Regions from separate parts of the Homo sapiens genome. Here region 1 is linked to region 2. Evidence: chromatin contacts called from ENCODE Hi-C data. All regions are on one chromosome and are shown on one strand. The core of a region is the stretch at or near the end of the contact, and the rest is flanking DNA. Distances in the headings are between cores, read along the strand shown. Region 1 holds the start of AKAP3 (A-kinase anchoring protein 3). Region 2 holds the start of CACNA1C-AS1 (CACNA1C antisense RNA 1).

Evidence for each region. Hi-C counts contacts between places; a loop is a spot of excess contacts on that map. Pooled maps may share reads with other maps.
Region 1: a loop to region 2 is called in a pooled map, with 3 times the contacts of the local background. The contact joins the promoter of AKAP3 here to the promoter of CACNA1C-AS1 in region 2. A Hi-C loop is called at or near these places in 4 of 50 pooled maps.

Annotation. Positions count from the first base shown.
Region 1 is chr12:4,647,801-4,650,664 of GRCh38, forward strand. AKAP3 (A-kinase anchoring protein 3) reads right to left here and starts at 1,251. Exons shown (of 6, transcript NM_001278309.2): 1 at 945-1,251. NDUFA9 (NADH:ubiquinone oxidoreductase subunit A9) reads left to right here and starts at 1,314. Exons shown (of 11, transcript NM_005002.5): 1 at 1,314-1,375. The coding sequence starts at 1,327. RefSeq lists enhancers at 676-725, 1,006-1,215, 1,084-1,739.
Region 2 is chr12:2,689,679-2,692,559 of GRCh38, forward strand. It overlaps CACNA1C-AS1 (CACNA1C antisense RNA 1), which reads right to left and starts at 1,479. Exons shown (of 4, transcript NR_045725.1): 1 at 1,391-1,479; 2 at 1,129-1,301; 3 at 462-532. CACNA1C (calcium voltage-gated channel subunit alpha1 C) reads left to right here. Exons shown (of 47, transcript NM_000719.7): 47 at 1,222-2,881. The coding sequence ends at 1,521. RefSeq lists a silencer at 1,939-2,208.

The DNA of each region.
Region 1 (2,864 bases), core at 1-2,500, 2.0 Mb after region 2:
AAGGTTTTTTTCTCTCTTCCAATTCAATTTGTTAGGCGACACTTCAGTAAACAGTAGGGGCAAGATAGAGTGGAAACAGCCAAGATTTCAAGCCTAGTAATAAGCAACTTCTACATCCCTACTCATCACAGGCCTTTTTGTCTATCCCAGAAACACATACTTTTCCTGAAAAAACAAAGCACTGGAAGGATTACCAAGTCTAGAAAGAACCCGCCCTCCCCAAACTAGGTGGTTTTCTGATAAGCCTAAGGTATGTTTCACAGGATCACTGGTTGCCATCTCCTACCCAGCAATCTGGAGAGGTTGACCAGAATAAAGTATTTTAAAATCCAAGCGCTTAGTCTAACCTGGAATTTCCTCAGTTTCTAGATGGCTCTTTGTAGAACAATGCAGATTCTCAAAGGTGACCACAGTTAAAGAAAAAATTACAAGCCATTGCGCTAGAGAGAGCCATCTGCAGTTTCTCCTTAGACAGATGTTCAGATGGCACACATGGCCACTAAATTTGCATAATATTTCAGGAAGTTCACAGATTTCCCGAAGCCCACTCATGAATCACACTTCTGGTTAAGAACTCCTAGATTCATATGCTAGTTGGTGATAAGTGCTTTGGTATATAAACTTAAACCAAAAATTGGTGGAATAATTACCACCTTGGATAGGATGGTCAGAGAAGTTTTATCCGAAGAGGTCACTTTTGAGCAGAGACTTGAGCTGGTGCAGACACCTGAGTGTGCATTCCAGGAAACGCGAACAGCAGGCGCAAGGGTCCCTATGAGAGAATGTGCTTGGCGGGCTCGACGCACATTTATTTACTTGGGACACACCCTATTTTGGTTTCTCTTCTCCACTTTTCCCCTCGTTCTTGTCCCCCCTTTTCTCTCTCCTGGGCCCTGGATCTCCTGAGCGCGGAGGGCTACGCCTCCTTCTTCCTCCGGACTCACCAGGGCTGCCAGCTTAGCTTACATTTTCAGGGAACAGGAAACTGAGAGTCAGGAAAGGTGAGCTCTTCTACCTCGGGTCTTGCCATTTTGCATGTCCTGAGTCAGTCACTGGTTAACTCTGAACTTCAGGTTCCTCGGCAATTAGAGATTATAAATAGCCTATACAGCCTATTCCAGATCTGAGATTCCAACAGCCAAAGTCTTTTCACTTCCTTTCTTCCCCCTCTCCTTCACTTTCCCAGCTTTCTTCTTAACCAACAATCTACCCGAAACCGTCGTTTCTTGGTTAGCGCTTGCGCAGACAGGCGAGAAAGGTAAGTTTTGACCCAGCTTAGCAGCCGTAGTCAGCCGGGAGTGCTGTCGTGGGGGATTGTGGGAAAAGATGGCGGCTGCCGCACAATCCCGGGTTGTCCGGGTCCTGTCAATGTCACGTAAGTGTTACCGGGAACGGCGGCCCCTGGTCGGGATTCCGAGACGGGGATTTAAGGTTTTGGAAGTGGCACCGTGCTGCAGCGGTCACGCCAACTTCCTAGGCACACTCTGGTTTCTCTAGGTTTGGAGCTGCCTCAGTCTGGTTTCTCCTTTCGCTTTCCGCTTCCCCGGCTCACATATTCAATTGTGCACCACCTTGGGAGGGGACAAAAGATCTTAAGCAGCTGTAAGCGAAGAGGAGAATGCGGGGGACACGTTAGGGATCGAGAGAATCAGAATTCTGATATGGTTGTAAGGGTTTAGGGTTATGAGAAATATTTGTATGGGGCGGGGGGAGAAATGTGTAAGGGAGGGAAAAAAGGCTAGTGGCGAGAGGTTTTCTTAGATTGATTTTATGACCTTGTGCAAACCCTTAATGGGTCTCAATTCATATGAGCACAATGGAAATGATAATATTACAATACCAGGGAGTCTCTGATAAGATTAAATGAGCTAATATTTGTAAAAGCATCCTTTTACCCAAAAGCGTCTCTACGGATGTAGAATGTGTTCGGCAAAGTGCGTTGGGGTCTGGGGGAGAGAGTGATGTTTGAGGAGAGAAGAATCAGGAGCTTGGTGGAAAGGAAAGTGAAGAATGAAGGCTATGTTAGAATTTGTTAGCATTATTTAGTTTCTCTTCTGTTCTGATTGGATCTGCTCCCACTCCTCAAACTGAAAACATACATTTGTCCTTCCACTCACTAAAAAGCAAGGAAATTAGAAATACGGTTACACTTCATCATTGTCCTTTCACCCTCTACTCTTCCACAAACATATTCCAATCAAACCCCCAAAGTTGTATTTTTCTTAGTGTATTTTAGTCGTTACAGAATATCATTTGCTTTCAAAATTGGCTCATGTCAGAATCACTCGTAAAGCTTTATAAAAATTAGAAATGAGGACTGAGTGTAGAGCTATTGAGTCAGAATTTGTGAGATTAGCTCCTTGCACCTTAAATTTTTAAAAGCACCACAGATAGGCTTGATGTTCAGCCTGAGGCAAGAATTAGGAGTGTTTAGAGGATCCTTTTTTTTTTGTTTTCCATCTTGGGTAGAACTCCTGCATACCACTGGGAAGGTGGTGGTGCACATCACTTATAGTGGATGGTTTTGTAGTCACAATGTCTTTGCAAAGACATTTGCTGGTTCTTGTTAAACTATTACAATTGTATGACGTAATGTAGATTGTGAATGGTAATCACTATTTATTGAGTACCTGCTATCTGCAATCTCCAGTTCTAGGTATTTTTATTAATTTTCCTCTTTTAACTTACTTTCCTCTGACTGACACCATAGCTTGTGTTCTTAACCACTCTGCGTTATTGTCTGGTAAAGTAAGTTTTTGAGTAAATTCTGTAGAGGCAAGTCTAGTATGTAACATAATCCACACACTATAGGACAGAACTGTGTAAGACAACTATATATAGTTAAGTGTGGCAAGACTATTAAG
Region 2 (2,881 bases), core at 229-2,728:
TTACCTCTCAAAGTCTGGTATTCCTGTGGCCTCGATCATCCTGCATTCATTTCACAGACCTTCCCTGAGCGCCTACCATGTGCAGGCCCTGTTCTAGGTACAGGGACACAGCTGAGAAACAGAGCTTCTGCTCTCATGAGCTCACATCATGGTGAGGAGAGACAGATAATAAACACATACATATATAACACATCAGGAAGGTCAGGAGTGCCAAAGAAAAACTAAGCAGGGCAAGGAGAGAATGAGTGGCGTGGGCAAGGAGCAAGACAAACAGATGCCTGAAAGGAGCGAGTGCCAGGCTGCACTCAGCTTCCCCCGACCCGCTGGCTCAGGAGCCGATTTTCCCATAGCCAGGCACTAAGCAGCCGGTAGGGAGGACAGAGAAGCTTAAGGGTCACCTGCTGGCCCTTCCCAGCAGAAGCAAGGCAGGGGCATGCGCCGTGTTTGCACAGATACCTCACCCCTGGAAAGGCAGCAGCAGGCAATGGGCAGTGGGCCTGTCTCAGCAGTTTCACCAGGGAGAATGGTTTCTCTGAAAGAATAGTATAAAGGTTCAGTGGGTGTCAGAAAGGAGAGAGGCAGGCTGGGATCTGCTGATACAGCATCAGGGCAACCCCCCGGCCCCTCTGAGAGCCAAACCTTCTCTGGTTTTTGTTTTGGTTGTTTTTTGAGACAGGGTCTCGCTCTGTCACCCAGGCTGGAGTGTAGTGGTACAATCACAGCTCAGTGCAGCCTGGCGCTGCTGGGGTCAAATGATCCTCCCACCTCAGTCTCTGGCCTTGCTAAGATCACAGGTGTGCATCACCACACCCAGCTAATTATTCTTAAATTTTTTGTAGAGACGAAGTTTCCCTGTGTTGCCTGGGCCTGGTCTCGAACTCCTGGGCTCAAGCAGTCCTTCTGCCTGGGCTTCCCAAAGTGCTGGGTGACAGGTGTGAGCCACCGTGCTGGGCCATAAGCAAGTCTTCATATATTTGATGACAGTGTTTGACCACCCCAGCCAAAACTTCTCTGGCCTGCACATCCCTAATTCTGGCAGATGCTCCATCTCCACTTGTTCCCCATGGGTGCCCCTCCCAACACACACACGTACACGTGCACACACGCACACTTCCCCAAGTGACCTACCAGATACCCCCTCGCTCTAGCCCTCAAGGGAAGAGCTGGGCTCCAGGAGTAATGTTCCTTTGGTTCTTCATGGCTCCCACCCCGCTCCTTCAGGTCTTGATTTCAGAAGGACTGGGGCAGTTTGCTCAAGATCCCAAGTTCATCGAGGTCACCACCCAGGAGCTGGCCGACGCCTGCGACATGACCATAGAGGAGATGGAGAGCGCGGCCGACAACATCCTCAGCGGGGGCGCCCCACAGAGCCCCAATGGCGCCCTCTTACCCTTTGTGAACTGCAGGGACGCGGGGCAGGACCGAGCCGGGGGCGAAGAGGACGCGGGCTGTGTGCGCGCGCGGGGTCGACCGAGTGAGGAGGAGCTCCAGGACAGCAGGGTCTACGTCAGCAGCCTGTAGTGGGCGCTGCCAGATGCGGGCTTTTTTTTATTTGTTTCAATGTTCCTAATGGGTTCGTTTCAGAAGTGCCTCACTGTTCTCGTGACCTGGAGTTAACCGGAACAGCGTCTTCATTCATTTCTGTTGGGACCAGACGCGGAGCCTGGGTGCGCGAGCCGCCCTCCGGGAGGAAGGCGCCCGGCTGCGTCTGCAGAGGCGGGGAGAGGAGGCGGCGAGGGTCCCGGGGCGCGAGGAAGGCGCCTGCCCTCTCCCAGCTCGCAGGCCCCGGGCCCGGCCGCGCCTCCGCGGGGAGAGCACCCCGGCTTCCCGCGCGCCCTCACCAAAAGGACCCTACAGCAAACGGGTGTCTTTCGACTCTGCTTGTAGAAACCATTTGCACATATTCTGTACGAGCCTCGCTGTCTCCCTAGAGCCAGGGCCCTGCGGATTTGGAGAAGGGAGCGGGGCAGGACTTCCAGGAGGACCCCAACCCGGCCCGGAGAGGGAGGAGGAGGCCTCCAGGGGCGCGGAGCTCTGGGGATGGGCGTCGGGCCGGCAGTGGTGCGGCTCACTCCGTCCCTGCCCACCTGCGACGGGATCCCCCGACCGGCACGGGCCACGCCGAGCTCCCGGCCAGCCGCCGGCCCGCAGGCAGCGCGAGGGAGGAGCTGCGCCGCCGGCTCCGCCCAACCAGGTGGTGCTGAGCTTCCGCTGAGCGCTCTTTTGTTTTGTGGTTTGACACTTTTCTTGACAGCATGTTGCAGTTTCTTTTCGGTTTTGGTTTTTTTTAAATGTTTTATTTTGCTTTCCCAGCGGGAGGGGAGGAAGAAGAGTGTTTACAAAGTCCTGTAGCCCCCTCACCTTTCTGTTTTCACTTTTGCCAATGTACATCGGGTTTGGTTTTCTTGTATTATTTAAACGGTTGTGGTTTCCTTTTTCCACGGAGGTTCAATAGAAGCCGCTGCAGGAGAGTTTTACCAACCATTGTGTATGCCCAATAATTTGTTATCATTTCCTTAGGTAGTAACCTATTTTTGTTCTGGTTTGGTTCGGTTATCTAATGGAAAGGTAACTGGCAATGCACTTGATGTGGTCTTGCACATGTGGGTGATAGAGTTGGGTTCCTTTTTATGCTGGGTGTACAGGTGGGTTTGGGAGAGAGGAGCATGCGCGAGAGAGTCTCCGAGTGTGTGCGACGCGTGTGTGTGTGGTGGGTTGTCTGTGTGCATATGTCCTGCCCGTGTATATGCACCCACACCATGTGCCCGTGCACACCAGTGACTACGCAGTCCCCCCTTTCTGGTTTAGCTGTGGGAAGATCTGAATCTGGGGCCGTTTGAAAGCAAAAACAAACCACTGTCTCTGCTTCTGAAACGGGAAT